Linked DNA regions of Homo sapiens: region 1 is linked to region 2. Evidence: read pairs that join two places in POLR2A ChIA-PET (ENCODE). Cell type or tissue: OCI-LY7. All regions are shown on one strand. Links, peaks and the distances in the headings refer to the core of each region. The heading gives the core; the rest is flanking DNA. Region 1 has its middle 9.5 kb from the start of USP40. Region 2 overlaps USP40 (ubiquitin specific peptidase 40).

The links. Peaks named below come from ENCODE experiments on the same cell type or tissue, not always from the same donor. Only the 100,000 strongest peaks of a DNase experiment are listed, where the experiment ranks them.
Region 1: POLR2A ChIA-PET joins it to region 2 with 7 read pairs; 5 of 35 experiments call an interaction of 5 or more read pairs at or near these places.

What each region holds. Positions count from the first base shown.
Region 1 is chr2:233,567,873-233,584,658 of GRCh38, reverse strand. No RefSeq gene overlaps it. Among named protein-coding and RNA genes, the nearest start is that of USP40, 9.5 kb to the right of the region's middle. RefSeq lists an enhancer at 1,021-1,611. In OCI-LY7, for the core only: no CTCF peak of the experiment used is centred there; no DNase peak of the experiment used is centred there.
Region 2 is chr2:233,507,243-233,524,028 of GRCh38, reverse strand. It overlaps USP40 (ubiquitin specific peptidase 40), which reads left to right. Exons shown (of 32, transcript NM_001365479.2): 16 at 540-859; 17 at 2,915-3,038; 18 at 4,358-4,415; 19 at 11,407-11,460; 20 at 12,232-12,320; 21 at 13,894-13,980. Among named protein-coding and RNA genes, the nearest start is that of USP40, 51 kb to the left of the region's middle. In OCI-LY7, for the core only: no CTCF peak of the experiment used is centred there; DNase peaks (open chromatin) are centred at 9,568, 9,888, 10,198, 10,578 and 1 weaker place; H3K4me3 peaks cover 2,165 bases; H3K27ac peaks cover 2,929 bases.

The DNA.
Region 1 (16,786 bases), core at 5,931-13,930, 60 kb before region 2:
CAGCACCCATGCTATACTTGGCATAGAGGAAGTTCACGGAATTCTTGTTGCATTGGGCTGAATTACATCATGGAGATTTCCATGGATTAGCCCAGCAGTGTGTGTGAGGTAACACCCTGAGGAACATTTAGTGAGGGAATCAGCAGCCAACCTCAGGGCATAATTCTTGTAGGAGCACAAGATGGCTCCCTCCAGGACACATTAATGGGTACTAGACATTGTTTAGTCACCTGTCCCTTGGTGACTGGCGCACTGGTAGATGACTGTCCTTGAAAAACAAACATGACAGTGAGTGATCTACCTTCCCTGGAGGCTAACTTCAGTGTAGAAATCAATGAAATAGGAAATAGAAAAACAATGGAGAAAACCAATGACACCAAAGCTCACTTTTGGGGCAGATCAATTAACCTGACCAATGTCTAGCCAGGCTGATTGGAAAAAAAAGACAGAAGATATAAATTACCAATACCGGGAATGGGAGAGGTAGTATCACCATAGATTCTACAGGTATTAAAATGATAAGAGAATATGGACAAATTCATGCCAATAAAATCTACAGCTTATATGAAATGGACAAATTTCTTAAAAGACACAAGCTGTCAGACTTTACACAAGAAGAAATTAATAACACAAATGACATAATCTGTACCTTTTAAATTCAAATTGAATTTTGAATTCAAATGCTCCCAGAAACAAAAAGGTAAAGTTCAGATGACTTCACTGATAAATTCTACCAAACACTGAAGGAAGAAATAATACCAGTTTCTCACAATCTAGTCCAGAAAACAGAGGGAGGAGCCAAGATGGCCGAATAGGAACAGCTCAGGTCTACAGCTCCCAGCGTGAGCAACGACGCAGAAGACAGGTGATTTCTGCATTTCCATCTGAGGTACCCGGTTCATCTCACTAGCGAATGCCAGACAGTGGGCGCAGGTCAGTGGGTGCGCGCACCGTGCGCGAGCCGAAGCAGGGCGAGGCATTGCCTCAGTCGGGAAGCACAAGGGGTCAGGGAGTTCCCTTTCCGAGTCAAAGAAAGGGGTGACGGACGGCACCTGGAAAATCGGGTCACTCCAACCCTAATACTGCGCTTTTCCGACGGGCTTAAAAAACGGCGCACGACGAGATTACATCCCGCACCTGGCTCGGAGGGTCCTACGCCCATGGAGTCTCGCTGATTGCTAGCACAGCAGTCTGAGATCAAACTGCAAGGCGGCAACGAGGCTGGGGGAGGGGCGCCCGCCATTACCCAGGCTTGATTAGGTAAACAAAGCAGCCGGGAAGCTTGAACTGGGTGGAGCCCACCACAGCTCAAGGAGGCCTGCCTGCCTCTGTAGGCTCCACCTCTGGGGGCAGGGCACAGACAAACAAAAAGACAGCAGTGACCTCTGCAGACTTAAATGTCCTTGTCTGACAGCTTTGAAGAGAGCAGTGGTTCTCCCAGCACTCAGCTGGAGATCTGAGAACGGACAGACTGCCTCCTCAAGTGGGTCCCTGACCCCTGACCCCCGAGCAGCCTAACTGGGAGGCACCCCCCAGCAGGGGCACACTGACACCTCACAGAGCAGGGTATTCCAACAGAGCTGCAGCTGAGGGTCCTGTCTGTTAGAAAGAAAACTAAAAAACAGAAAGGACATTCACACCAAAAACCCATCTGTACATCACCATCATCAAAGACCAAAAGTAGATAAAACCACAAAGATGGGGAAAAAACAGAATAGAAAAACTGGAAATTCTAAAAAGCAGAGCACCTCTCCTCCTCCAAAGGAACGCAGTTCCTCACCAGCAACGGAACAAAGCTGGAGGGAGAATGACTTTGACAAGCTGAGAGAAGAAGGCTTCAGATGATCAAATTACTCCAAGCTACGGGAGGACATTCAAACCAAAGGCAAAGAAGTTGAAAACTTTGAAAAAAATTTAGAAGAATGTATAACTAGAATAACCAATCCAGAGAAGTGCTTAAAGGAGCTGATGGAGCTGAAAACCAAGGCTCGAGAACTACGTGAAGAATGCAGAAGCCTCAGGAGCCGATGCAATCAACTGAAAGAAAGGGTATCAGCAATGGAAGATGAAATGAATGAAATGAAGCGAGAAGGGAAGTTTAGAGAAAAAAGAATAAAAAGAAATGAGCAAAGCCTCCAATAAATATGGGACTACGTGAAAAGACCAAATCTACGTCTGATTGGTTTACCTGAAAGTGATGGGGAGAATGGAACCAAGTTGGAAAACAGTCTGCAGGCTATTATCCAGGAGAACTTCCCCAATCTAGCAAGGCAGGCCAACATTCAGATTCAGGAAATACAGAGAACGCCACAAAGATACTCCTCGAGAAGAGCAACTCCAAGACACATAATTGTCAGATTCACCAAAGTTGAAATGAAGGAAAAAATGTTAAGGGCAGCCAGACAGAAAGGTCGGGTTACCCTCAAAGGGAAGCCCATCAGACTAACAGCGGATCTCTCGGCAGAAACCCTACAAGCCAGAAGACAGTGGGGGCCAATATTCAACATTCTTAAAGAAAAGAATTTTCAACCCAGAATTTCATATCCAGCCAAACTAAGCTTCATAAGTGAAGGAGAAATAAAATACTTTACAGACAAGCAAATGCTGAGAGATTTTGTCACCACCAGGCATGCCCTAAAAGAGCTCCTGAAGGAAGTGCTAAACATGGAAAGGAACAACCGGTACCACCCGCTGCAAAATCATGCCAAAATGTAAAGACCATCAAGACTAGGAAGAAACTGCATCAACTAACGAGCAAAATAACCAGCTAACATCATAATGACAGGATCAAATTCACACATAACAATATTAACTTTACATGTAAATGGACTAAATGCCCCAATTAAAAGACACAGACTGGCAAATTGGATAAAGAGTCAAGACCCATCAGTGTGCTGTATTCAGGAAACCCATCTCACATGCAGAGACACACATAGGCTCAAAATAAAAGGATGGAGGAAGATCTACCAAGCAAATGGAAAACAAAAAAAGGCAGGGGTTGCAATCCTAGTCTCTGATAAAACAGACTTTAAACCAACAAAGATCAAAAGAGACAAAGAAGGCCATTACATTATGGTAAAGGGATCAATTCAACAAGAAGAGCTAACTATCCTAAATATATATGCACCCAATACAGGAACACCAAGATTCATAAAGCTAGTCCTGAGTGACCTACAAAGAGACTTAGACTCCCATACATTAATAATGGGAGACTTTAACACCCCACTGTCAACATTAGACAGATCAATGAGACTGAAAGTCAACAAGGATACCCAGGAATTGAACTCAGCTCTGCACCAAGCAGACCTAATAGACATCTACAGAACTCTCCACCCCAAATCAACAGAATATACATTTTTTTCAGCACCACACCACACCTATTCCAAAATTGACCACATAATTGGAAGTAAAGCTCTCCTCAGCAAATGTAAAAGAACAGAAATTATAACAAACTATCTCTCAGACCACAGTGCAATCAAACTAGAACTCAGGATTAAGAATCTCACTCAAAACCGCTCAACTACATGGAAACTGAACAACCTGCTCCTGAATGACTACTGGGTACATAACGAAATGAAGGCAGAAATAAAGATGTTCTTTGAAACCAAAGAGAACAAAGACACAACATACCAGAATCTCTGGGATGCACTCAAAGCAGTGTGTAGAGGGAAATTTATAGCACTAAATGCCCACAAGAGAAAGCAGGAAAGATCCAAACTTGACACCCTAACATCACAATTAAAAGAACTAGAAAACAAGAGCAAACACATTCAAAAGCTAGCAGAAGGCAAGAAATAACTAAAATCAGAGCAGAACTGAAGGAAATAGAGACACAAAAAACCCTTCAAAAAATTAATGAATCCAGGAGCTGGTTTTTTGAAAGGATCAACAAAATTGATAGGCCGCTAGCAAGACTAATAAAGAAAAAAAGAGAGAAGAATCAAATAGATGCAATAAAAAATGATAAAGGGGATATCACCACCGATCCCACAGAAATACAAGCTACCATCAGAGAATACTACAAACACCTCTACGCAAATAAACTAGAAAATCTAGAAGAAATGGATAAATTCCTCGACACATACACTCTCCCAAGACTAAACCAGGAAGAAATTGAATCTCTGAATAGACCAATAACAGGATCTGAAATTGTGGCAATAATCAATAGCTTACCAACCAAAAAGAGTCCAGGACCAGATGGATTCACAGCCAAATTCTACCAGAGGTACAAGGAGGAACTGGTACCATTCCTTCTGAAACTGTTCCAATCAATAGAAAAAGAGGGAATCCTCCCTAACTCATTTTATGAGGCCAGCATCATTCTGATACCAAAGACAGGCAGAGACACAACAAAAAAAGAGAATTTTAGACCAATATCCTTGATGAACATTGATGCAAAAATCCTCAATAAAATACTGGCAAAACGAATCCAGCAGCACATCAAAAAGCTTATCCACCATGATCAAGTGGGCTTCATCCCTGGGATGCAAGGCTGGTTCAATATACACAAATCAATAAATGTAATCCAGCATATAAACAGAGCCAAAGACAAAAACCACATGATTATCTCAATAGATGCAGAAAAAGCCTTTGACAAATTTCAACAACCCTTCATGCTAAAAACTCTCAATAAATTAGGTATTGATGGGACGTATTTCAAAATAATAAGAGCTATCTATGACAAACCCACAGCCAATATCATACTGAATGGGCAAAAACTGGAAGCATTCCCTTTGAAAACTGGCACAAGACATGGATGCCCTCTCTCACCACTCCTATTCAACATAGTGTTGGAAGTTCTGGCCAGGGCAATTAGGCAGGAGAAGGAAATAAAGGGTATTCAATTAGGAAAAGAGGAAGTCAAATTGTCCCTGTTTGCAGATGACATGATTGTATATCTAGAAAACCCCATCATCTCAGCCCAAAATCTCCTTAAGCTGATAAGCAACTTCAGAAAAGTCTCAGGATACAAAATCAATGTACAAAAATCACAAGCATTCTTATACACCAACAACAGACAAACAGAGAGCCAAATCATGAGTGAACTCCCATTCACAATTGCTTCAAAGAGAATAAAATACCTAGGAATCCAACTTACAAGGGATGTGAAGGACCTCTTCAAGGAGAACTACAAACCACTGCTCAATGAAATAAAAGAGGATACAAACAAATGGAAGAACATTCCATGCTCATGGGTAGGAAGAATCAATATCGTGAAAATGGCCATACTGCCCAAGGTAATTTACAGATTCAATGCCATCCCCATCAAGCTACCAATGCCTTTCTTCACAGAACTGGAAAAAACTACTTTAAAGTTCATATGGAACCAAAAAAGAGCCCGCATCGCCAAGTCAATCCTAAGCCAAAAGAACAAAGCTGGAGGCATCACACTACCTGACTTCAAACTATACTACAAGGCTACAGTAACCAAAACAGCATGGTACTGGTACCAAAACAGAGATATAGATCAATGCAACAGAACAGAGCCCTCACAAATAATGCCACATATCTACAACTATCTGATCTTTGACATACCTGAGAAAAACAAGCAATGGGGAAAGGATTCCCTATTTAATAAATGGTGCTGGGAAAACTGGCTAGCCATATGTAGAAAGCTGAAACTGGATCCCTTCCTTACACCTTATACAAAAATCAATTCAAGATGGATTAAAGACTTAAACGTTAGACCTAAAACCATAAAAACCCTAGAAGAAAACCTAGGCATTACCATTCAGGACATAGGCATGGGTAAGGACTTCATGTCTAAAACACCAAAAGCAATGGCAACCAAAGACAAAATTGACAAATGGGATCTAATTAAACTAAAGAGCTTCTGCACAGCAAAAGAAACTACCATCAGAGTGAACAGGCAACCTACAAAATGGGAGAAAATTTTCGCAACCTACTCATCTGACAAAAGGGCTAATATCCAGAATCTACAATGAACTCAAACAAATTTACAAGAAAAAAACAAACAACCCCATCAAAAAGTGGGCGAAGGACATGAACAGACACTTCTCAAAAGAAGACATTTATGCAGCCAAAAAACACATGAAAAAATGCTCATCATCACTGGCCATCAGAGAAATGCAAATCAAAACCACAATGAGATACCACCTCACACCAGTTAGAATGGCAATCATTAAAAAGTCAGGAAACAACAGGTGCTGGAGAGGATGTGGAGAAATAGGAACACTTTTACACTGTTGGTGGGACTGTAGTTCAACCATTGTGGAAGTCAGTGTGGCGATTCCTCAGGGATCTAGAACTAGAAATACCATTTGACCCAACCATCCCATTACTGGGTATATACCCAAAGGACTATAAATCATGCTGCTATAAAGACACATGCACACGTATGTTTATTGTGGCATTATTCACAATAGCAAAGACTTGGAACCAACCCAAATGTCCAACAATGATAGACTGGATTAAGAAAATGTGGCACATATACACCATGGAATACTATGCAGCCATAAAAAATGATGAGTTCATGTCCTTTGTAGGGACATGGATGAAATTGGAAATCATCATTCTCAGTAAACTATTGCAAGAACAAAAAACCAAACACCGCATATTCTCACTTGTAGGTGGGAATTGAACAATGAGAATACATGGACACAGGAAGGGGAACATCACACTCTGGGGACAGTTGTGGGGTGGGGGGAGGGGGGAGGGATAGCATTGGGAGGTATACCTAATGCTAGATGACGAGTTGGTGGGTGCAGCGCACCAGCATGGCACATGTATACATATGTAACTAACCTGCACAATGTGCACATGTACCCTAAAACTTAAAGTATAATAACAATAATAAAAAATAAAATAAAAAAATAAAATAAAATATAATTCAGATGGAAAAAAAAAAAAACAGAGGCATGCGAAATATCCTGATTCATTCTGTGAGACCAACATTACCACAATACCAAAACAAGATAAAGATGTGACAATATAGAAAAACTACAGACCCTCATGACCTTAGATACAAAAATGTAAAACAATATTTTAGCAAATCAAATTCAATAATGATATGGTTTGGCTGTGTCCCCACCCAAAGCTCATCTTGAATTGGAACTCCCACAATTCCCACGTGGCGTGGGAGGAACCTGGAGGGAAGTAGTTGAATCATGGGGACGGGTCTTTCCCATGCTGTTCTCATGACGGTGAGTAAGTCTCACGAGATCTGGTGGTTTTAAAAATAAAAGTTTTCCTGCACAAGCTCTCTTTCTTTGCCTGCTGCCATCCATTAAGATGTGACTTGCTCCTCCTTGCCTTCTGCCATGATTGTGAGGCCTCCCCAGCCATGTGGAACTCTAAGTCAATTAAACTCCTTTCTTTTGTAAATTCTCCAGTCTCAGGCATGTCTTTATCAGCAGCATGAAAACAGACTAATACAGTCAATTTGTACCAGTAGAGTGGATTGCTACTGAAAAGATACCTAAAAACGTGGAAGCAACTTTAGAACTGGGTAACAGGCAGAGGTTGGCACAGTTTGGAGGGCTCAGAAGAAGACAGGAAAATGTGGGAAAGTTTGGAACTCCCTAGAGATTTGTTGAATAGCTTTGCCCAAAATGCTGATAGCAATATGGACAAAAAAGTCCAGGCTGAGGTAGTTTCAGATGGAGATGAGGAACTTGTTGGGAACTGGAGGAAATGTGATTCTTGTTATGCTTTAGCAAAGAGACTGGCATCATTTTGCCCTGACCTAGGGATTTGTGGAACTTGAACCTTAGAGAGATGATTTAGCGTATCTGGTGTGAGAAATTTCTAAGCAGCAAAGCATTCAAGAGGTGACTTAGGCACTGCTAAAGGCATTCAGTTTTAAAAGGGAAACAGAGCATAAAAGCTTGGAAAATTTGCAGTCTGACTATGTGATAGAAAAGAAAATCCCATTTTCTGAGGAGAAATCCAAGCCAGCTGCAAAAATTTCCATAAGTAATGAGGAGCCAAATGTTAATCCCCAAAACCATGGGGAAAATGTCTCCAGGGCATGTCAGAGGTCTTCATGGCAGTCCCTCCCCACCACAGGCTGGAGGCCTAGGAGGAAACAATGGTTTTGTGTGCCAGGCCCAGGGCCCCCTGCTGTGTGCAGCCTAGGGACTTGGTGCCTTGCATCCCAACTGCTCCAGCCGTGTCCAAAAGGAGCCAAAGTACAGCTCACACCATGGCTTCAGAAGGCGCAAGTGCCAAGCCTTGGCAGCTTCCATGTGGGGTTGAGACTGTGGGTGCACAGAAGTCAAGAATTGAGGTTTGGGAACCTCCCCCTAGATTTTAGAGGCTGTATGGATATGCCTGGATGTCCAGGAAGAAGTTTGCTGCAGGGGCAGGACCCTCACAGAGAACCTCTGCTAGGACAGTGCAGAAGGGAAATGTGGGTTTGAAGCCCCCACAAAAAGTAACGACTGGGGGACTGCCTAATGAAACTGTGAGAAGAGGGCCACCATCCCTCCACCCCAGAATGTTAAGTCCACTAGTAGTTTGCACCGTGCACCTGGAAAAGCCACAGACACTCAATGCCAGTCTGTAAAAGCAGCCAGGAGGGAGGTTGTACCCTGCAAAGCCACAGGGGCAGAGCTGCCTAAGACCATGGGAACCCACCTGTTGCAACAGCAAGACCTGGATGTGAGACATGGAGTCAAAGGAGATCATTTTGGAGTTTTAAGATTTGACTGCCCCACTGGATTTTGGACTTAATGTAGTCCCATTATTTTGGCCAATTTCTCCAAGTTGAAATGGCTGTATTTGCCCAATGCCTGTACCCTCACTGTACCTACGAAGTAACTAACTTGCTTTTGACTTTACAGGCCCATAGGTGGAAGGGACTTGCCTTGTCTCAGATGAGACTTTGAACTGTGGACTTTTGAGTTAATGATGAGACTTTGCGGGACTGTTGTTAGGGCATGCTTGGTTTTGAAATGTGAGGACATGAGATTTGGGAGGGGTCAGGGTGGAATCATATGGTTTGGCTGTGTCCCTGCCCAAATCTCATCTTGAATTATAACTCCCACAATTCCCACATGTTGTGGGAGGATCCTGGTGGGAGGTAATTGAATCATGGGGGTGGGTCTTTCTCATGCTGTTGTCTTGATAGTGAATAAGTCTCACAAGTTCTGATGGTTTTAAAACAGGAGTTTCCCTGAACAAGCTCTCTTTCTTTTCCTGCTGCCATCCACATAACATGTTACTTGCTCCTCCTTGCCTTCTGCCATGATTGTAAGGCCTTCCCAGCCATGTGGAACTGTTAAGTCCATTAAATTTCTTTCTTTTGTAAATTGCCCAGTCTCTGGTAGGTCTTTATAAGCAGCATGAAAATGGACTAATACAAATAATATTTTAAAATATGTAATACATAAAAAATCATAAACCACAAGCAAATGAGAGTTATCCCTGGGATGTAAAGCTGGTTTTAACTTTAGAAAATTAATCAAGGTTGTACAGTCATGTTCACAGCAGCTTAACTCACAACAGCCAAGAGGTGAATGCAACCCAAGTGCCCATCTCCATATGAGTGCATAAGCAAAATCTGGTAACAATGGAATAAAATTCAGTCTTAGAGAAGGAAATTCTGACACATCCTACAACATAGATAAACCTTGGGAACTTTGTGCTAAGTTAAATAAGCCAGTCACAAGACGACAACTGGTTTAATCATTCTACTTGTATAAGGCACCTAAAATAGTCAAATTCACAGAAGCAAAGAGAGGAATGGTAGTTGCCAAGGGCTGGGAGGAGGGAGAATGAGGAATTATTGTTTCATAGACCCCAAGCTTCAGTCTAGGAAGATGAAAAGAGTTCTAGAGATAAATGGTGATATCGGTTGCACAGCAATGCGAATGTCCTCAATACTGCACTGTGCACTTAAAATGGTTAACATGATAAATTTTATGCTATGTGTATTTCACCACAATTAATGATAAGATAAAGAATTTTTGTAATAATTGGTCAGGCATGGTGGCTCACACCTGTAATCCCAACACTTTGGGAGGCCAAGGTGTTTGGATAGCTTGAGTCCAGGAGTTCAAGACTAGCCTGGGGAATGTGGTGAAACCCCATCTCTACAAAAAAATACAAAAATTAGCCGGGTGTGATGATGTGTGCCTGTAATTCCAGCTACTAGGGAAGCTGAGGTGGGAGGATTGATTGAGCCCATGAGGTCTAGACTGCAGTGAGCCATGATTGCCCCACTGTACTCCAGCCTGGGTGACAGAGCAAGACCCTGTCTCAAAAACATACATACATACATAAATATAACAAAAAATTATTCAATGTAAGACACTAAATAAATAAACCAGAAAAGAAAACCATGTAGTCATCTCAGTAGGCGTAGGAAAAGTGTTTGATCAAATTCAACATCCATTCTACATTTTTGCTTTTCTTTTTCTTTTCTCTTTTTTTTTTTTTTTTAAGACAGGGTCTCACTCTGTCACCCAGGCTAGAGTGCAGTAGCACAATCACAACTCACTGCAGCCTTGGCTTCTGAACTCAAGCAATCCTCCCACTTCAGCCTCGCAAGTAGCTGGGACTACAGGTACATGACACCGTGTACAGCTGATTTTTAAATTTTTTTGTAGATAGGGGGTCTCACCATGATGTCCATGCTGGTCTGTAACTCCTGGTCTCCATTGATCCTCCTGCCTCAGCCTCCCATGAGCCACTATGCCCAGCCTATTCTTGTTCTGTTTTGTTTTGAATGCGGAAGTTCAGGACAGGCCCTTTTGGAGCTCATAAATGTGGTCACCTGTCTCATGTCACCTCTCTGCTTCATGACCCTCATAGGCACAAGGCAGCAGCTGAACCTACAGCTGCTCCACCTTTCTCATGCTCCTCTGTCAGCTTCTCCCATACCTGAGACAGGTATGTGATTAGCTCTGTGAGGAAGGGTGCCAGCTTCTTCTGAAGGCCATCCACATTTTCAAGGTAGGAGGCATTGAGAACTGTCCAAGTTCCAGTCCCTTCTGTGGGTCCTGGATTCTCCTCGCTGTCCCCACTTTACATCCGTCTACCCTTCCTGAAGACCCACCCTGGGGTCCTTAAGCTCCAGCATCAGACACCAAGGCCATTTGCAGCGATCGTCCAGCCAGCTCCCACCATGCCTGTGGCCAATCCCTCACCATGTATATGCATAGCGGCTCTGCTTCTCTCACTAAACCCTGACTGCTATAGACTGGAAGCAGGGTCTGTGGCAAAGTAACACCTTGTACAATTCTTGACTCGAAATACAAGGGGCAGAAGGGAGAGGGGCAAGGGTAGAGTCTAGACCACAGCTCTATTGCAGTTTCTGCAGGAAACACAGATAGGGCAGGAGAAACAGTTTAGGACAGGCTAGTTTGAATAATTTCAGTGGGCTCTGAGCTACAAGGGTGGGCCCTTTGCTGTCTCTAAGAATTAACTGACCTGCAGAGGGACACTGCATCCCCAGTAAGAAAGTGACTTTAAGACGCAGAAACATTACAACATACAGAAAATGTAAAAATACAAATAATATAGCAAGTATGCTTTCTTTTCTCATGACTAAATACCTAGCAATGGAATAGCTGTGTTCTATGGTAGGTGTATGTTTACCTTTTTTTTTTTTTTTTTTTTTTTTGAGATGGAGTCTCGCTCTGTCGCCAGGCTGGAGTGCAGTGGCACGAATCTTGGCTCACTGCAACCTCTGCCTCCTGGGTTGAAATGATTCTCCTGCCTCAGCCTCCCGAATAGCTGGGACTACAGGCATGTGCCACCACACCCAGCTAATTTTTGTATTTTTAGTAGAGATGGGGTTTCACCGTGTTGGCCAGGATGGTCTCGATCTCTTGACCTCATGATCCACTTGCCTCGGCCTCCCAAAGTGCTGGGATTACAGGCATAAGCCACTGTGCCTGGTTGGTGTATGTTTACCTTTTAAAGAATCTGCCAAATAATATTCCAAAGTGGCTGGACCCATGTCCCCTCCCACCACCAGGATCTCTTCACACTCACCAGCACCTGGTGTCTTAGTTTGTTTGTATTGCTATAAAGGAATATCTGAGGCTAGGTAATCTACAAAGAAAACATGTTCCTTGACTCATGGTCCTGGAGGCTGAATAAGACACATGGCGCTAGCACCTGCATCTGGTGAGAGACTCGGGCTACTTCCACTCATGGCAGAAGGTGCCGATCACATGGTGAGAGAGAAGCAAGAGAAAAAGAAGGGAGGTGCCAGGCTCTTTTAAACAATCAGCTCTTACTGAAAGTAATAGAGGGAGAACTCACCCATTACCGAGAGGAAGGCACCAAGACATTAATGCAGGATTCACCCCCATGACCCAAACACCTCCCACTAAGCCTGACCTCCAACACTGGGGATTAAATTTCATCATGAGATTTGGAAGGGACAAATATCTAAACTGTATAATTTGATATTGTCAGTCTTTTTCCTCTCAGCCATTCTAATGGGTGTGTAAATTGTGGTTTTAATTTGATTTCTCTAATCACTACTGGTGTTGAATGTCTTTACATGTGCCTGCTTCCCATCTGTATACCTTATTTGGTAAATGTCTGTTCAAATCTTTGCACATTTTTAAAAAAAAATTGGTTTATTTTCATTTCTCTTCATTGAATTTTAAAGGTTCTTTATACATTTTGGATATTTCTTCTTTACCACATGCATGCACTGCAAATATTTTTTCCCAGTCTGTGGATTTTTTTTCCATTCAACTTTTTACTTTGGAATAAATTTAGATTTACAGCAAGTTTGCAACAAATAGCACAGAAAATCCCCAAATATCCTGTACGGGTTTCCCCTATCGTTAAATGTTATGTTACTGTAGCATATTTATCACAACTCATTAACCAACATTTGATACATTATGATGAACTAAAGTCTATGTTTTCTTCAGATGTCATTAATGTTTACCTAATGTCTTTTTCCATTTCTGAGATCCCATCCAGGATACCACATGACATTTAATCATTTAATCATATGTCTCCTTCACCTCCTCTAGCCTGTGACAGTTTCTTAGACTTTCCTTGTTTTTGATGACTTTGACAGTTTTGAGAAGTTCTGGTCACTTTTTCTGTAGAACGTTCCTCGGTTTGAGTTTGTCTAATGTTTTCATCATAGACTGGGGTTATGGTTTTTGGAAAGAAGACTACAGATGTAATGTCTTTTCTTGCTTTCTTGGGTATGGGATATCCAATTGCTGAAAAGACTATTCTTCTCTCCACTGAATTGCCTTTGCACCTTTGTAAAAACTTGGTTATTCATACAACTGTGTATTTCTGGACTTTCTATTCTGTTTCATTGACATATTTATGAAATATTTGATTACTATCCTTTGTAGGAGGTCTTGAAATGAGTCAGTGTTCACTCTCTTTTTTTTCTTGTTTTCCATTGTTGTTTTTGCTATTGTAGGTCCGTTACATTTCCATAAGAATTTTAGAATCAGTTTGCCAATTTGCACAAAAAAAAAGCCTGCTGGGATTTGGTTGGGATTGTATTGAATTTATAGATGAACTGGGAGAACTGACATCTTAAAAATTTTGAGTTTTTCAATTCATGAACATGACTGTGTATTTAGGTCACTCATTAAAGTTTTGTAGTTTTTAGTGTACAGTCTTTCACATCTTTTGTCAGATTTAGCCCTAAGTATTTCATATTTTTATGCTATTTTGAGTGGTATTTTCATTCCAATTTTCAATTGTTCATTGCTGCTACAGCTGACCCTTGAATAAAGCGAGGATTAGGGGCACCAACTTCGTGCAGTCAAAAATGAGCATAGAACTTTTGACTACCCTAAAACATAACTACAGTAGCCTACTGTTTGCTGGAAGCCTTGCCAATAACATAAAGTCAATTAATAAATATTTTGTGTAATATATGTATTATATGCTGTATTTTTCTTACAATAAAGTCTGCTAGAGAAAAGAAAATGTTAAAATTCATAAGGAAGAGAAAAGATCTTTACTGCCAGGCGCGGTGGCTCAGGCCTGTAATCCCAGCACTTTGGGAGGCCAAGGCGGGCAGATCACCTGAGGTCAGGAGTTCGAGACTAGCCTTAACATGGTGAAACCCCGTCTCTACTAAAAATACAAAAAATTAGCCGGGCGTGGTGTTGCATGCCTGTAATCCCAGCTACTCGGGAGGCTGAGCCAGGAGAACTGCTTGAACCTGGGAGGCAGAGGTTGCACTGAGCCGAGATCACGCCATTGCACTCCAGCCTGGGCAACAAGAGTGAAACTCCATCTCAAAAAAAAAAAAAAAGAAAGAAAAAAAGAAAAAGAAAAGATCTTTACTATTCATTAAGTGAAAGTGTATCACCATAAAGGTCTCCATGCTCACTGTCTCCCATTGAGTGGGCTGTTGAGGAGGGGTGGGGGTAGGGGGAAGTTGGTCTTGCTGTTTCAGGAGTGGCAGAGGGGGAATTGGTGGAGGAGGTGGAAGGGGAAGCAGGAGAGACAGGCACACTCAGTTTGACTTTATGGAAATACATCATAATTACTGTCTGATAGTTTTGCTTTTTCAATTCTTTAAAAATGCCTGAGCTGTGCGCAGTGGCTCACGCCTGTAATCTCCGCACTTTGGGAAGCTGAGGTGGGTGGATCATGAGGTCAGGTGTTTGAGACCAGCCTGGTCAACACAGTGAAACCCCATCTCTACTAAAACTACAAAAAATTAGCTGGGCGTGGTGGCGGGCACCTGTAATCCCAGCTACTTAGGAGGCTGAGGCAGGAGAATCACTTGAACCTGGGAGGCAGAGGTTGCAGTAAGCCAAGATCGCACCACTGCACTCCAGCCCAGGTGACAGTGCAAGACTCTGTCTCAAAAAAATAAAATAAAAATAAATAAATAAATAAAAATGCTTGCATACAGTACTAATCCTTCTTCTACTATTTGCTTTAGTTTCAATGCCCGTATCATAGAAGGGTCCAAGTTGTAAAAGAAGTCAAAAGCAGTCTTAAATAATCAGAACCCTTCTGCAAGATTGTCTAATGTCAATTCATTTTCTGACAGTGCTTCTTCTATATCTTCTTCCTCATTCTCTGGTACTGATTCAAAAGCACTCATCTCCATCAAGTCATCTTCTGTTAATTCCTCAGATGTGGTATCTATTAACTCTTGAATTTCCCCAAGATCTAGATCTTCAAACACTTTATGCCTCTTTTTTTTTTTTTTGGTGCCATATCCACAATCTCTTCCATGACTTCCTTGATAGGCTGTTGTAAATCCTGTGAACTCACACACAACATCTGGAATCTGGACGCAGTTTTCTTCAGCACTAATGTATTGTTTGGGGCTTGATGGCTTTCACAGCTTTTTCTGTAACAACATGGGCTTCTTCAATGGTGTAATCCTTCTGGACTTTCACGATATTCTCCCTGTTGAGATTCTCTTCCATAGTGTTGACACCCCTTTCCATAGAAAACCGTACGTAATGAGCCTTAAAGTTCCTTATGACCCCTTGATCTAAGGGCTGAATTAGACATGTTGTGTTTAGGGGCAAGGAGGCCACTTTGGTGCTCTCATTGCAGAATCTATGGGGTTCTGGGTGGCCAGGGACATTGTCCAATATCAAAAGCAATTTAAAAGGAAGTCCCTTACTGGCAAGGTACTTCCTGACTTCAGGGACAGAGCATTGGTTTTCATGGAACCAAACCAGAAAAAGTGTTTTCGTTGTACAGGGCTTTTTATCATAAAACAAAAAGACTTGCAGCTGGTGTTTATCTTTTCCCTTAAAGGCTCAGGGATTAGCAGCTTTATAGATGGCACATTTGAAAGCACTTTGGTAAATAGGTGTGTAGTGAGAAATACAGTATGAAAAGAATGTTGGGACCATCAGCGAACTAAGAATCAAAATAAAGAATTTCCACAGTGGATGTTGAGAAATCGTGGAAGCTTCTTTAGCAGAGAGGTTTGAGCTCAAAGTGCACCTTAGATGGATAGTGCATCTTATAGTGACGTGCAGGAAGGGGTGTGTAAAACGGGAGTCCACTGAAAAGGCTATCATCCTAATGCAGGTGAGATTTCATGGGGATCTGATAGGAGGAGAGGAAGCTATGGAATGAAAGGATTGTCCAGACAATACTTTGACATGCCATTAGTTTGATTCACAGACGAAAGACAAAGATATAAGATTATATAAATATAATCTTATATCTTTATAAATGTGACCACTCATTCATTCATATTTATAAGATTATATAACTATAATCTTATATAAGGTTATATAACTATAATCTTATATAAGGTTATATAACTATAATCTTATATAAGGTTATATAACTATAATCTTATATAAGGTTATATAACTATAATCTTATATAAGGTTATATAACTATAATCTTATATAAGGTTATATAACTATAATCTTATATAAGGTTATATAACTATAATCTTATATAAGGTTATATAACTATAATCTTATATAAGGTTATATAACTATAATCTTATATAAGGTTATATAACTATAATCTTATATAAGGTTATATAACTATAATCTTATATAAGGTTATATAACTATAATCTTATATAAGGTTATATAACTATAATCTTATATAAGGTTATATAACTATAATCTTATATAAGGTTATATAACTATAATCTTATATAAGGTTATATAACTATAATCTTATATAAGGTTATATAACTATAATCTTATATAAGGTTATATAACTATAATCTTATATAAGGTTATATAACTATAATCTTATATAAGGTTATATAACTATAATCTTATATAAGGTTATATAACTATAATCTTATATAAGGTTATATAACTATAATCTTATATAAGGTTATATAACTATAATCTTATATAAGGTTATA
Region 2 (16,786 bases), core at 5,777-13,776:
AGACATTTCTTGAGCGCCTCCGTTATACCAGGTTGTGCGTCAGATGCTAGATCAAAGGCCAGTCAGTTGATCTGTGTCCTTTTAGGCCCTCGTCGTGTGAAGAACTGCACCATACGTGCTGGAGTAGGGGGTCTGTGCATAGTGCCTGTGGGAATTTAGAAGAGTGAGAATCTATACTGAGTTGGGGAGTGGGGGTGGTTTGGAGGTAGAGAGTGAATTTTCTATCTCTAGAAGGCGGCCAGGAGCACTTCAGCCACTCTGTGAACTGACCTTGGCCAATCTGGCTTCATCACCACCCATGATAACTCATAAATGTCTATCTCCAGTCTATCATAGATTTCTCCTAAAAAAATAAAAGATAAGAAAGTTTCAAAAGAAAAATCTGAAGTTGTTCCTCTGATGCTTAACAGACATTTGTGAAAATTTTATTTTACTTGGAAAAAATGAGGGTTGTTCTCTAAGAGTAATCTTTTACCATGTTATGTTGACGGTGTTGGCAAATATCAGCTGTACTAATGGTTGTCTTGGTATGATTGCAGGTTGGTGGAGTCCACATTCAAACTGGTATTGACTGCGAACCTCTACTTTTAAATGTTCTTCATCTAGACACAAGCAGTGATGGAGAAAAGTGTTGTCAGGTGATAGAATCTCCACATGTCTTTCCAGCTAATGCAGAAGTGGGCACTGTCCTCACAGCCTTAGCAATCCCAGCAGGTGTCATCTTCATCAACAGTGCTGGATGTCCAGGTGGGGAGGGTTGGACGGCCATCCCCAAGGAAGACATGAGGAAGACGTTCAGGGAGCAAGGGCTCAGAAATGGAAGCTCAATTTTAATTCAGGATTCTCATGATGATAACAGGTAACTCGCTAACAAGAGAAAAAGGATTTCTAAAAGTCATTTTAATTACAGTACCACCCAGCAGAACTCTAAAGCTTTATTTTAGTGACAAGAGTTGAATGTTTCTTTATTTCTAGACATTATGTTCTAAATATTGCATACAGGAATGTTTTAGGTTATGTAACTTAGAGAAAAACATGATTTTTTGTAAAGGGACTTTTTGGTAAATGTGGTGAGAAAATAATATAAGTATCCCTGATTTTCTAGACTGTATAGAGTATCAATTAGTTGGCTGTAATGCAAAAGTTATCAAGTGAATTCTGATTAGTGCCAGTTATAAAACCGAAGGAAATTCTCACAGAGAAAACTGAAAATTTTCCTGAAGAAGGTATTAACATTATGGCTAAATTGTTTCTGGATATTTTGTTTCAGGAGACCCATAAGACAACTCATTGTTTCCTTATAATCCGTTCTGTGACTCTTGAGAACCCAGTTGCCCAAATAGAGCAGTTACGTGGCGAATTACCCCCATGAATCCTGTGGTCACATTTAAAGCTGCATCTCTTTGTCATCTATGTCTGTGACAGTACATTGCTGTAGTCAATGTGTCATACACTGTAACTGCAATATTTCCATATATTGAAGACTTCAAGCTCCCTGTTTTCTCAGTGCTACAGATTTACTTAGATTGCAGGATGTCTGTATCATTATTTATAGTGGCTTTGATGCAGAGAAGCAGAGCACTTGTGGACCGTTTCTTTCGTAGTACACTTACCACTATTACTCTTTTGGACAGGGGTTTTGCAGACATTCCCTACCTTGTTTATAAGAACTGTATTTCCTTTATAAAAGGCAGTATGCATTTATTGGGACTGGGGAAATACAAAAGTGAAGACAGAAGGGACCCAAAACAGTATCCGTCTTCTCAGCATGCAGTGTTAATCACTGTTAGCATTTGGGTGCCTTTCTTTTTAAACCTAATAATGATTATTTTGTAGATAAGTAGTTGTATCCTGCTTTCCATTACCCCTGCCCAACCTTGAGATTTGTAGACTCTTTATAAACTGCCTTGAATGGCTACATAGTAATCTATGTGACATTATAGTTTGCCTAACTGTGCTCCTAGGCAAGTCAGTAGGCTGTAGTGGGACCTTGGGCAAGGTATTTCGTCTTTCTCTGCTCAGTCTTCTTGTCTGTCAAATAGGGATAATAACTAGTGCCAACTTCATAGACTTGAGAGGATTGAAAGAGTTGAGTGCTTACAAAGTACACACAGTAAGTGCTAAATGTTTTAGTTAATATATTACGGTCATTGTCATAATTATCATACAGTTTTTCACTATTTTAAAGTAGTCTTCATGGAGCATCTTGTGCTTCATACTTTGTTTTATTTGGGATTGCTAGCTTAAGGTAGGAGCTCAGAATGGAATAACTGCAATAAAGAGTAGAATGATGTTTCAGAGCTCTAATGTACATTCCCAAAGAGGACTTCGGCAAGCCCATTAATGCTTCTGTGTGAATTAGAAAGAAGGCACCTCTTCAGGACCCTTTACTACTATCTGTGGGAAAATGTTAGAACAAGATACTCTACTGCCGGCTGCAATTATAAAACAAAACTCTATGTAGAAATGCAGTATACAATATATATGCCATGTGTGACACTCCTTAGATGTGGCCCTTTTGTGCAGTGTCAGTCTACAGACTGCACATGGCTGCCCTGTTGTTAAATGAAATCTAGATCCAGTGGGGTAGGCTCCTGGCATAGGTGCTCTTTTAAAGCTCCCCTAGTGATTTGCAGGGTGCAGGCAGAAGCCAGCAACTGTTTACTTACAGAAGTTCTCTGTGAAAAATGTGGCAACAAATTATGTAGGTAAATCAAAGAATATTTGGAGTCATGAATATAGACTCTATAGACTACTGCCTAACATTACCCTGCAAAGGTAGCCCACTTATCATAGAGACGACTCAGTAGAACTTGGTCACCTCTAATTAGTCACATTAAGTGACACATGCAGAGTTTTGGAAGTGATGCCTAAGGAAAGGTATTAATTTCTGATCTTTTCTTTTTACCTACAGCTTGTTGACCAAGGAAGAGAAATGGGTCACTAGTATGAATGAGATTGACTGGCTCCACGTTAAAAATTTATGCCAGTTAGAATCTGAAGAGAAGCAAGTTAAAATATCAGCAACTGTTAACACAGTGAGTAGAATATAATTAAAGGTTGGCTGATAGATTTTCAGTTAACAGAATTTTATTTAGAAAACAATACCTTAATCTTTCAGAACAGTTGTCTCAATAGACTTCAGCTCTTAGGAAGTCAGCTTTTTATTTAACATTTGATTATTGCTTGTTTACCTATGTTAGCCCTTAGCATATTTCAAGAAAATACGTGCCTTTTAAAATTTCCTCCAAAGCCTAGAATTAGAATGTGGGAGTTACTCATTTAGTTAGTTCATGGAATTCTCTGGCTCCCACAAAATGAAATTCTTTGGCTTCCTTGAAAATGCTGTTTTCAAGGGTCTTTTCTGTATTTTTTTTAAGCCAAGTATACATATGTTTTGGTTTTGTGTTGTGGACTTCTGTTTTTTAAATTTATCTTAAATTGTTTTACATTATACTCTGTTTTTCTGTAAAGCCAGGTGTTCTTAAAAGGAACTCTTTCAGTTCTCCATTTGAAGACTAGTTTCGTTAAACACCATCTCAGGAAATACCTTTTTATATTTATGTAGTCTCAATTCATTATGGGTTTTTTTTCTATAACAAGTTGAAACTTACTAGAATGTTGTTTTCTTTTATATAAATATTATAATTTCTTAAAGTGTGTTAATATTTACACTGTATGATGAATACACTAAAGTTCAGAAGATCTAGTACCTTGACCCTAAGTGAGAGACTTTGGTGAAGTCCTTTATGACTCACTCTGTTTCTTCTTTTCACAATGTGGGGTGCTGTGGGAGGACAGATTGTCTGACATCGGTTTTACTCCTAAATTTACAAGATTTTGTATCCTAGAGGAAATTAGGTTAAACTGAAAAAGGGAAAGAATCTAAAATAAAGTCATTTAAACAGAAATTTTAAATAGTGCACTCGGGCTGATAGTATACATTTTTATTTATGCTTACTGGCCCCACATTCATCATTCCTGACATAGAGAAATGTGATTGCCTGCAGTTTATTTTGTTTGCTTTCATGAGAAAAGTTACTGGTTTGTCAGCTTATTGCCTTTCAGCTAGTTTCTTTAGTTTCTGTAGTTTTCTACAGTTTCTGTAGTTTTCTGTAGGTGTCCTTTCTGTTCCAATTAACATCAATTTGGTAAAAACTTAACTATGAAGTCCTAAGTTTTTGCTTTTGATCTTATAAAAGGATTTCAGGGATGGAAAAATTTCCAGTGGGCAAAAACTACTAAATGTCAGGTAATTAATATCTCAAATAATTTGTTTATGCACACAGTGACAATCCTCATTTTCATCTCCTCCCATTTTTTACAACTTAGTCATTATTTTATTTCTCTGTTTTAGATGGTGTTTGATATTCGAATTAAAGCCATAAAGGAATTAAAATTAATGAAGGAACTAGGTAATCATTTACATTTTCTTTTCGGTTCTTAGTTTAGCTTAATTTTGGTCTTGAATTGAAGAAAATATAGGAGAATACAAAAAACAGTTTAGGGAGAACTCACATACCTACCACCCAAAATGGACAAATATTAACATTTTGTCATATGTTTGTTTTTGTTTGAAACATTATAAATGAAGTTAAAGTCCCCTGTGTTCTCCTCCTCAGACCTATTCTTTCTCTCCTTCCCCAGATACAATGAGTATATCTGATGTGGGTGTGTATCTAGTCCATGTATTCATGTTGTACTATACTGAATGTATATTCTGCAAACTCACTATTCACTTACCATTAGGCTTTCTGTGACAGCCTTATTAAGATATAATCTACATACCATAAAATTCACTCAGTTTAAGTGTTTAATTCAGTAATCATCAGTAAATGTGTAGAGTTCTATAACCATCACCACAATCCAGTTTTAGAATACTTCCATTACTCCAAAAATATCCCTGTACCCATCTGTATTCCAAGCCCCTGGCAACCACTAATCTGCTTTCTGTCTCTATAGACTTTATTTTCTTAATGTTTAATGTAATTGGAATCATAAAACATATAGTCTTTTGTGTCTGGCTTCTTTCACATAGCATATCATTTTTGAGGTTAGTCCATGATTTAGTACGTATCAATAGCTTGTTCCTTTGCATTGCTGACTAGTCTAGTATTCCATTATATGGATAGTATCACATTTTGTTTATCCTGGACAAACATGAATTGATAGACATTTGGATTGTCTCTACTTTTGTGCTTTTATGAATAATGCCACTATGAACTTTTACACATAAGTCTTGGTGAGGAGATATGTTTTCATTTCTCTTGGGTACATGTACCGGATTGGAATTGCTGGGTCATTTGCAAATTTATGTTTAACTTTATAAGAAACTCTCGCACTATTATCCAAAGTGACTGAACCATTTATACTCCCACTAGCAGTGTGTCAGGGTTGCAGTTTCTACATGTCCTTGTCAATCTGTGATTAATTGTGATTATCTTTTTTTTTTTTTTTTTTTTGAGACAGAGTCTCACTCTGTCAGCCAGGCTGGAGTGCAGTGACACGATCTCCGCTCACTGCAACCTCCGTCTCCCAGGCTCAAGCAATTTTTCTGCCTCAGCCTCCCAAGTAGCTGGGATTACAGGCGTGTGCCACCACGCCCAGCTAATTTTTGTGTTTTTAGTAGAGACAGGGTTTCACCATGTTGGCCAGGCTGGTCTCAAACTCCTGACCTCAGGTAATCTGCCCACCTCGGCCTCCCAAAGTGCTGGGATTACAGGCATGAGACACTGAGCCCAGCCATCTTTTTTTTTTTTTTTTTTTTTTTTTTTTTTAGAATCTGTTACTGGTTTGGTTTTGACTTTTAAAAAAAAAAACATATTTTGAGCACATTTTTTATTGTTATTTTTTCCATAGGTTATTGGGGTACAGGTGGTGTTTGGTTACATGAGTAAATTCTTTAGTGGTGCTTTGTGAGATTTTGGTGCACCTATCACACGAGCAGTATACACTACACCCTATTTGTAGTCTTTTATCCCTCATCCCCCTCCCACCCTTCCCCCCAAGTCCCCAAAGTCCACTATATCATTCTTGTGCCTTTGTGTCCTCATAGCTTAGCTCCCACGTATCAGTGAGAACATACGGTGTTTGGTTTTCCATTCCTGAGTTACTTCACTTATAATAATAGTTTCCAATCTCATCTAGGTCACGGCAAATGCCATTAATTCATTCCTTTTTATGGCTGAGTGGTATTCCATCATACACACACACACACACACACACACACACACACACACACACACACCACAGTTTCTTTATCCACTCATTGATTGATGGGCATTTGGGTTGGTTCCATGATTTTGCAATTGCAAACTGTGCTGCTATAAACATGCATGTGCAGGCCGGGCACAGTGGCTCACGCCTGTAATCCCAGCACTTTGGGAGGCCGAGGCGGGGAGACCACAAGGTCAGGAGATCAAGACCATCCTGGCTAACATGGTGAAACCCTGTCTCTACTGAAAAATACAACAAAAATTAGCCAGGCGTGGTGGTGTGCGCCTGTAGTTCCAGCTACTGGGGAGGCTGAGGCTGGAGAATGGCGTGAACCCGGGAGGCAGAGCTTGTAGTGAGCCGAGATCGCGCCACTGCTCTCCAGCCTGGGTGACAGAGCGAGACTCCGTCTCAAAAAAAAAAAAAAAACAAAAAACCATGCATGTGCAAGTATCTTTTTTGTATAATGACTTCTTTTCTTCTGGGTAGATACCCAGTAGTGGGATTGCTGGATCAAATGGTAGTTCTACTTTTAGTTCTTTAAGGAATCTCCACACTGTTTTCCATAGTGGCTGTACTAGTTTATGTTCCCACCAGCAGTGTTGAAGTGTTCCCTAATCACCATATCCACACCAACATGGCCATTCTACTGAATGTGAATTAGTATCTTAATGCATGTAAATTTAGCAAGAACTCAAAATCATATACAGAAATTCATTGCCTTTTTACCTACCAGCAACAACAACAACAAAATCGACATCAAAATTAAGAAAACATTTATAATAGCATAAAATATTATGGGATACTTAGACATAAATGAACAAAATATGTGCAAGACCTGTACACTAAAAACTAGAAAATACTGCTGTGAGATATTTAAGAAGACCTGAATAAATAAAGCAATATACAACATTCACAAATCAGACAACACAATATTCTTTTTTTTTTTTTTTCAATTCGAGACGGAGTCTTGCTCTGTCCCCAAGGCTGGAGTACAGGGCAGCAATCTTGGCTCACTACAACCTCTGTCTCCTGGGTTCAAGCGATTCTCTTGCCTCAGCCTCCCGAATATCTGGGTTACAGGCACCTGCCACCACGTCCAGCTAATTTTTCTTTTTTTTTTTTTTTGAGATGGAGTCTCGCTCTGTCACCCAGGCTAGAGTGCAGTGGTGCGATCTTGGCCCACTGCAACCTTTGCTTCCCGGGTTCACGCCATTCTCCTGCCTCAGCCTCTCGAGTAGCTGGGACTACAGGTGCCCGCCACCAGGCCCGGCTAATTTTTAGTGGAGACAGGGTTTCACCGTGTTAGCCAGGATGGTCTTGATCTGCTGACCTCGTGATCCGCCCGCCTAGGCCTTCCAAAGTGCTGGGATTACAGGTGTGAGCCACTGCACCTGGCCAGATGATACAGTATTCTTAAGAGGATAATTCTTCCCCATTTGATGTGTAGATTTAATATATTCTTACACAGAATCTTAACATTTTTTAAAGAAATTGACAAGCTGACTCTACAATTTTCATGGAAATACAAATAATTTAAAGTGGCCATAACACTTTTGAAAACAAGAGAACAAAGTTGGAAGAGTTACACTATCTGATTTCAAGGCTTACTCTAGACAGTGTATATTGGCATACAGGTAGACATATAGAGAGGAGGTCAGCAAACTATGGCCTACAACCTGTTTTTTTTCAGCCAGTGGGCAAAGAATGGTTTTCGCACTAGTAAAGGGCTGTTTAAACAAGAAGCATGTGCAACAGAGATCACATGTGGCCCGTGAAGCCTAAAATATTTACAGTGGAACTCAGAGAATCTAGAAATAGGTGCGTAGTCATTGACTTTCAACAAAGGTGCCAAGGTATTTTCATGCAGAGAGATAGCATTTTTTCAACAAATAGTGCTGGGCCATTTAGATATTTGTATGTGCAGAAATGAACCTCAAGCTTTACTTCGCCTGATGCAAAAATTAAATGGATCATACAACTAAAAGTTAAAACCTAAAACTACAAAATTTCTGGGAGAAAACATATGAGGAAATCTTTGTTACTTTATCATAAGGAAAGGTTTTTGTATTAAAGATAGGACTCAAAAAGCACAAACCATGGAAGAAAAGCCTAATTAATTTACATTAAAATTTTAAACTTCTACTCTTCAAAAAGCATTTGAAAAGGCAAGCCACAAACTGGGAGAAAATATTTATGAAACACATATTTGACAATCAACTTACATTCAGAATATTAAAGAAAAAAAAAAACCCTTGTAACCTAACCCAGGTTTAGAATCTTGAACAGACACTTTACAAAAGAAGACGTACCTATGAATGACCAGTAAGTACAGGAAAAAATGCTCAGAATCATTAGCAATCAAATTAAAACCAAATGACACCCTACTGTGCACCCAGTGGAGTAAATAAAACTTAAAATGTTAAGTCAACCAAGTGTTAGCAAGGATGTGGAGCAACTGGAACTCCCATATATTGCTGATGGGAAGGTAAAATGGGTAAGCCACTTTGGAAAAGTTAGCTTATTTCTTATAAATTTAAACATCCACTTACCAATTCTACGTCTAGGTATTTACTGAATAAGAGTTAAAACATATATCCTTATAAAGACATAAATGTTCCTAACCCCAAACTGGAAGCAATCCTAAAGCCCATGAGCAGGCGAATGGATGAACAAATGATGGTGTATTTAAGCAATGGATACTGTTCGTCACTGAAGAGCAAGGCACTGCTAGTTCCACCACATACAACACATGAATGCATCTCAAAGTCATTATGCCAAGAGAAAGAAAGTAGATGCAAAAGAGTACACATTGTGTGGTTCCATACATAGGACACTTTAGACAAATAAAATCTAAGCTGTAGTTACAGAAGGCAGATCAGGATTGGGAGGGAGGAAGAGGGATTGGCTGCAAATTGACAGGGAGTTTTAGGGGGGATGATGCAAACTATACCTCAGTTTGCTGGTGGTTACCAGATGTTTAGGTACTTATCAAACTATTAACTGTACATTTAAACCAGATGTATTTTATTATAAGAAAATTATAACTCAGTAAAGTCCATTAAAAGTCATTGGTTTATTAAATGCATAGTTTGCTGTCATCCCATGAAACTTGTCTCCCTTCTTCCACTCTTGCCCCTCTCCAAACCATTTGATCATCGTCAATACGTGTGAATTAGATCCTGTCACTCCTCCGCACAAAGCCCTTTAGTGCTTTCCATTGCACTTAGGTTAATTCCTTAACCTAGCCTACAAGAACCTGAATAATTTGACCCCTGCTTAACTGTAACCTTGTGATCTGCTTTTCTGCGTACTCACAACTCACTTCCCATGCTGACTTTTCTGCGTTTCTCAGTGCACAAGCTCTCTTTAACCCCCAAGACTTCTTAGTGCTCAGTCTCTCTTTCAAGTCTCTTCCCTTTGCTTTTAACTTCAGCTGTTTATTTGGTCTTATATGAGATGTTCCTTCTCCTTTCATCCCTGACCACACAGTCCCAGTTAATCTTGCTGATGTACTCTCCTAACACCCTGTACTTTTCCTTCATAGCATTTATCACTGTAGCTGCCCTTTTATTTGTGTTTTTAATATCCACCTCCCCCATTAGACAAGGTTCTGTGAGGACTGAGTTTACACTGCTTTGCTTACCACTGTATTTCCAGTTTCTAGCACAGTGCCTGGCACGTAGCCAATACACAGTAAGTACCTGTTCAGTGAAAACCAACAGATTTTAAAGAGACAGTATTTTAAAAGCACTTTTTAAGTTGGGGAACTCTTTAAGTAAATTGTTTCCGTCGACAAGAGATTTATGTGAGAATTGTATGCTAGCCTCATATTACTGTAATACAAGATATTGAACTCAGGAATCTCAGAAAGGGATTCTGCTGTGGTCTAATAAAGTTAGAACTTCTAAGGCTCAGACTATTGTTGTCTATACAGAACACTCAACCTTCCCCCACCCCTCCAATTTATGTCCTACTTTTTAAGAATTCTGTTTGAACTGAAAACTTGGTATGCCCCTTCCAAGCACCAGGGGATCTTGAGGAAATATATTCTTCCAAAGCAAGAATCTGTATCCTCAAACATAGCACATGCTGGCCGATTTAATAAGCATAAAATCACCCAACATATTTTAAATATAGGCAGTCTGCTTGTACTGCTCTGACATGCACGAATTTCATTACTACCATTTAGTTATATAACATCAATCCCCCAGCAAGATGGTTAAAATTTCAGCAACCATGGTATATGGTATATTAACTGTAACTGAATAAAGTACACACTTGACTGCCAGCTCTTCAGGGCACAATTCATCACATAAATAACACATGTGCACCACAAGCAGTAACCATTGACTTCATTTCTTTCAAGTCTGGTGGTTTGTCACTGCATGTACACTTCATTACACAGACAGCAAAGCATGTAGTTGTGTTGTAGTGCTAAACCCACCATGACATTTTACAAGAATACATAATCAAAAGAGGGAATTGACCAACAGAGAAGAAAGTACACAAAGAAACAAAAGTATATGGAGTTATAGAAGCAGCAGCTACCTCTGGGAATGTTGACCCTGCAGTCACTCAAGAGACTCTAGATATTGGAAGCTGATCCAAACTTAGAAAGGAGTATGACAGTTTGCCACAGGACAGGAAAAATGTCACTCTATATTATAAGCTATGCAATGAGAAGAAACCAAGCCCTGCTTAAACGACTCTTTATATGTAATTTACAAAGACAGAAAACATTTTAATTCTCAAAGATTCTAGTATTTTAAATTATAGTATAAATATTGGTTTTACTGTTTTTTCCTTTCCCAATACATGTATAATATTAATAACGAAGAGGGTTTTAAATGTTTCAACAAAAATTTTTAAGTGTCATGGAACGATTGTAATTTTTCCATTGATTATTAATATTGTTTTGCACAGTTTGACCAGGTACTTTTAGTCTTGCACTACTGCACAAAACAAAGACTGCCTGTACTTATTTTGGGGGTTTTTTCTTTGGTTGTTGGGGGGTTTTTGGTTTGTTTTTGTTTTTAGCTTTCTGTAGTTTTCTGCTAATTAACACAATAGAGCATCTCTCTTTTGTTTTCTGTGTTTGATGCTGTAACCAGCTTCCTTTTATTTTGATAATAGGATGAAGGTTATTAATTCCTAGCTCTCTAAGAAAAATAATATTCCTTTTATATATAGCTGACAACAGCTGTTTGAGACCTATTGATAGAAATGGGAAGCTTCTTTGTCCAGGTAAATCTTTTTGATAACTTTCAAAAGGTGGCTTATACTCGTCTGTCTTTCTTGATAAATAGTGGCCTCCAATACCTAATATTTAAAAATTACCTTTTGGAAACTGATTTATAGGACATATTTTCTTCCAGGTATCTTACCTTTATATTGCAGAAATCCTTAACCAGAAACAAACACTTCTGTTTTCTAAATGAAACACCATTCTTTCTGATTATCCGATTCTCATTTTACTCACGGGTTTGATCTAGTTATATTTTTTCCAGCTTTATTTTCAAAATTTTTCCATTTTTTTGTGAATTTTATTGCGATACCAATTATGAAATAAAATCTTCAGTTCTCATCTCTGTATCACCTCTTACCATTAGATTTAATTTAGTCATGGATGAGCCTAATTATTGATGGTAATAACAATCTCAACTTTAAACTTGGAAGAAGCTACTTCTTCATTTATGGATTGATTTGGATTATCTGGCTTTTAATCTATATAAACAACAGCTCTTTGAACAAGTCATTTTTATTAAGTAGGAAACTAGACTTTCATAGCTTCCATTTAGCATTGTTACATAGAAAACAGGAAGACAATATCTTAAGAGTATGGAAATTGAAAATCAAACCTAATCTTAGTGCATGTAATCCTTTTGTCTGAAGTGCAACTCATTTTTCTTCTTTCTTGATATTCTTGATTTTCAAAGAAATACTGATTTCAGCATTTATTTTTCTTAGAGAGCTAGGAATTAATAACCTTCATCATATTATCAAAATTTTTTTAAGTGCCGGACAGCTATACTTTGAAGGAAGCAGAATTGAAGATGGGAAGTTCATTGGGACTGTGTCTTGGAAAAGCACCAAGTTCGTCTCAGGTAAAATAAGGTCACCTGTTTCAAAACAAAATCAACCCTTCCATAACCAGAATTATAACTAGTACCTTAGCTACTCCAGTAATATTGTTTTTCTCTAAAAGTTTTTTCTTAAATCATACATTTTATTTTAGGAATATATCCTTATAGTTCTAGATGTTTAAATATAAAATATTATGCCAAAGCATATTTATGTTTCTTTTTCTGTGAAGATTTTGTGGTTAAAAGGAATCTTTGATGCTGAGTGGCCACCACTTTCAACCACTATATTTCCTAAGTTCTAAGATACACCTTCTTTTTCTCACATTTTTACATCTGTGAGATTAGGTTGCATCTTACAGTCAGGGACGTTCTGCAGTTATAGCTGGCACTGGTACAGAAAATAGTAAGTCTAACACTCAGTAGCATTTTAGGTTGAATGAAACACAGTTTATTAATTTTAGACTTAATTACTCTCTGCACTAATAGTCTCAGAGCAGCCTCCCTTTCCCCTTGTCTTTAACAGTGTCCATTTTCAGTATAAAACACCATCAGGTTTGACCTTTGCCAGAAGCCATACCCAGCTAATCAGCTTATTACAGTGCAGAAATCATAAGGATATTCTTATTGTGAATACCCTGTAGCAGGGTAATCTGGACTCAAATCAGGTTGCCCATGGTTCCCAAATTCACTTCATTACTTTCCCAACCACTTCCCCCTTAACTTGCTTTCCCCTGAACCGTAGCAAATAGTAGTGCATGACAAGCTGATAGGAGGGAAAACATGACAAGTGAGGTTGAGTTAGAAAGGAAAAGCAGGGCTATGAGGAACTGAATAAGAGATCAGATTTGTATTTTTCCTTTGGAGTCTTGAGAATTGTAATATTTGAAACCCTTGGCAGAAAATAAAATCATAACCAAGTGACTCAGAAAAAACATACTAATGCTAACTGTGTGTAGTAATTACAAATTCCTTTTGGGAGTGATCGAGACAGAGATGGAGATCATAGTAGAAGAAATAGTGTATGTTGGCCGGGCGCGGTGGCTCACATCTGTAATCCCAACCCTTTGGGAGGCTGAGGCGGGTGGATCACCTGAAGTCAGGAGTTCAACACCAGCCTGGCCAACATGGTGAAACCCTGCCTCTACTAAAAATACAAAAAATTAGCCAGGCGTAGTGGCATGCACCTGGAATCCCAGCTACATGGGAGGCTGAGGTAGGAGAATCGCTTGAACTTGGGAAGCAGAGGTTGCAGTGAGCCAAGATCGCTCCACTGCACTCCAGCCTGGGCAACAAGAGCAAAACTCCATCTCAAAAAAAAAAAAAAAAAAAAAAAAAAAGAAAGAAAAAGAAGTAGTGTATGTGGGAGACATTTATTAGGAGTAAAAAACATTGATGATGAAGCAATTTATACTTCTGGGTAGGCATAATTATTGCTTAAATTGTAACATTAATCATAGTCGTATTTTCATATAAATTGAGATTTTTTGTTAAAGTTTCATGGGCCCTTGGCTTTACATTTTTGAAAGTAAATAATACATTTATTGGATTTTTAAATTCAGATTAAATTGCATTTACACATCTGTCTTGTTATTAGTTGTTCCTGTTTTTTGCAATGGGGAGTGACGTTCAACCTGGGACAGAAATGGAAATCGTAGTAGAAGAAACAATATCTGTGAGAGATGTAAGTAATTTTACCTTTTGTTTTCAGAGGCTGTGTGTGTTTGTATGTTTGCTGTGAGGAACAGTGGTATCCTGTGTTAAGATTTGGAGGTCCTAAACTAGGCCTGATATGGTGTACTTCAGAGAATTATATGTACTCACTAGAGGAATTATTTTGGGAGCTTGAAAATTGGTGAACCAACTGGATTTTTTTTTTTTTTTTTTTTTTTTTAGAGAGTCTCAACTCTGTCACCCAGGCTGGAGTGCAGTGGCATGATCTCAGCTCACTGCAACCTCTGCCTCCCGGGTTCAAGTGATTCTCCTGCCTCAGCCTCCTGAGTAGCTGGGATTACAGTTACCTACTACCACACCCAGCTAATTTTTGTATTTTTAGTAGAGATGGGGTTTCTCCATGTTAGCCAGGCTGGTCTCAAACTCCTGACCTCGAGTGATCCACCCGCCTCGGCCTCCCAAAGTGCTGGGATTACAGGCATGAGCCATTCCACTCGGCCTCAACTGGAAATTTTAAATAAGATTACAATTTTTTTCTTTCTATCAATAATAGTTTTTTATTATAGAAATGTTGAATGTGCAGAAATTGATTAAAAGAAAAAAATGAAAACCTATCATTATTCTTTATCCTACCAATATTAACATTTTGGCATATTTTTTCTAGTATTTATATACACACACAGTGGTATGAATGTTTGTATATATGTGTGTATGTGATAAAGTAAATAATTATATTGCTGTTATTGAGAACTGAGACCTTTAGTATTGGAAAACAGAGAGACAAATAAAATCAGTGTGGTTTAAAAAAACCTGTTCTCCTGAATTTGAAATAGAAAAATCTGAATGAGCTTCATATATTTTTTCTTAAAAAATTTTTTTTCCAGCTCTGTCCCCTGATACAGGTTGGAAAGAGTGACCAACCTGGTAGCAGCAGAGTACCCCTGGCACCCAGATTATGGCTGCCAAATACCATTTTCTACAAACAGGAACCAGGGCATCTTAGAATAATGGCTGGTTATATATCTAGGTCAGGAAATAAGATGAGCCTGAAACATCTTACCATCACAGAAAGCAGTGAAGCCGCTATCCAAGACCATTGGAATCATCAAAGAGATTGAGGAGCCCACTAGTCAAAGATGAGACAATTTGAACTTGACTGAGAAAAATAATAAAAATTAATTGAAACAAGTACATAAAATCTGTAAATCTGTGAGTTCATAATGATCCTATACAAAAATGTGCAGTTACCTATAATGGATGCTAGGCAATCATAAAGGTAAAAAATAAAGCATTTTTTTTCCTGTTTTTCCCTTGCAAACTATATCCCAGGGTAGCTAAGCAGATAATGATAAGTTTTATTTATAAACATATTCCAACTAATAAATGAAGGCATTTTAGAATTTTACATTTTTTCAACTCCTAATAAATTAATGAACCTAGGCAAGGATCCTCAAAGATTGCTAGCCCCAAAAAAGAGCAACACTCAGACAACATAGAAATTCAGAACAATACCCATGCCCTTATTGCAAAAAACCAAACAACTGGACCTGAATCTGAATAAGCCTCTAGGTCTAATTACCAATTTATAGGAAATACAGGAGGCAGAGGAACAGGTTAAATTCATCACAGGTCTGCAATTAGCCAAATGTAGATCAGAAAACTCTTCTACAAAAGATAAATTGCAGGGGACAAGGACAACCTATAGGTCAAAAGAGGCTTAAAAGACATAGCAACCAGTTGCAATGTATGGACTTCTTTGGACCCTAACTCAAGCCAAAGGAACTTAAGTAATAATTTAAGAGAAAGTAGAGAAATGTGAACATTAGTTGGATATTTGCTGGTATTAAGAAATTCTTAATTTTTTAGCTGTCATAATCATTTTAGGTTTTTAAAAATATCTTTTAGAGATGCATAATAAATATTTACAGATGAAATTATATATCTGGCATTTGCTTCAAAAAATTCTGGGCAAGGGCAGGGAAAGTGGGTTATTGACACATAAAACTGGCCATGGCAATATGAGTTGAGCATCCCTGATCCCAAAATCCAAAATCCAAAATGCTCCAAAATCTGAAACTATTTAAAAAAAATTAAATTGACACGTATTTATGGGGTACATTTTAATATTCTGGTACATATATGTGTTGTATAATGATTAAATCAGGGTATTTAGCATACTCATTACCTCATGCACTTAGCATTTCTTGGTGGTGAGAACATTCAAGAGCTTTTCTAACTATTTTTTAATATACAATCCTTACTGTTAACTATCATCACCCTACTGTACAATAGAACACTAGAGCTTATTCCTTCTATTAGATTGTAACTTTGTACCTGTTGACCACCCTCTCCCATCCTCCCCTTACATCTCCCCCTCAGTCACTAGTAACTGCTGTTTTACTCTCTGCTTCTACGATGTCAACTCTTTTTTTTTTTTTTTAAGATTCCACATATGAGTGAGGTCATATTACCGATCAGCCTTTCTGTGCCTGGCTTCGTTCACTTAACATGATGTCTTCCAGGTTCATCCATGTTGTCACAAATAACAGGATTTTATTCTTTTTTATGGCTGAATAGTACCCTGTTGTGTATATATACCACATTTTCCTTACCTATTCATCCACTGTTGGATGCTTAGGTTGATTTGATATCTTGGCGATTGTAAATAATGCTCCATTAAACATGGGAGTGCAGATATCTCTTTGACACACTGATTTCATACCCTTTGGACACATACCCAGTAATGGGATTGGTGAATCACATGATAGTTCTATGTTTATTTTTGTGAGGAACATCTGTACTGTTTTCTATAATGG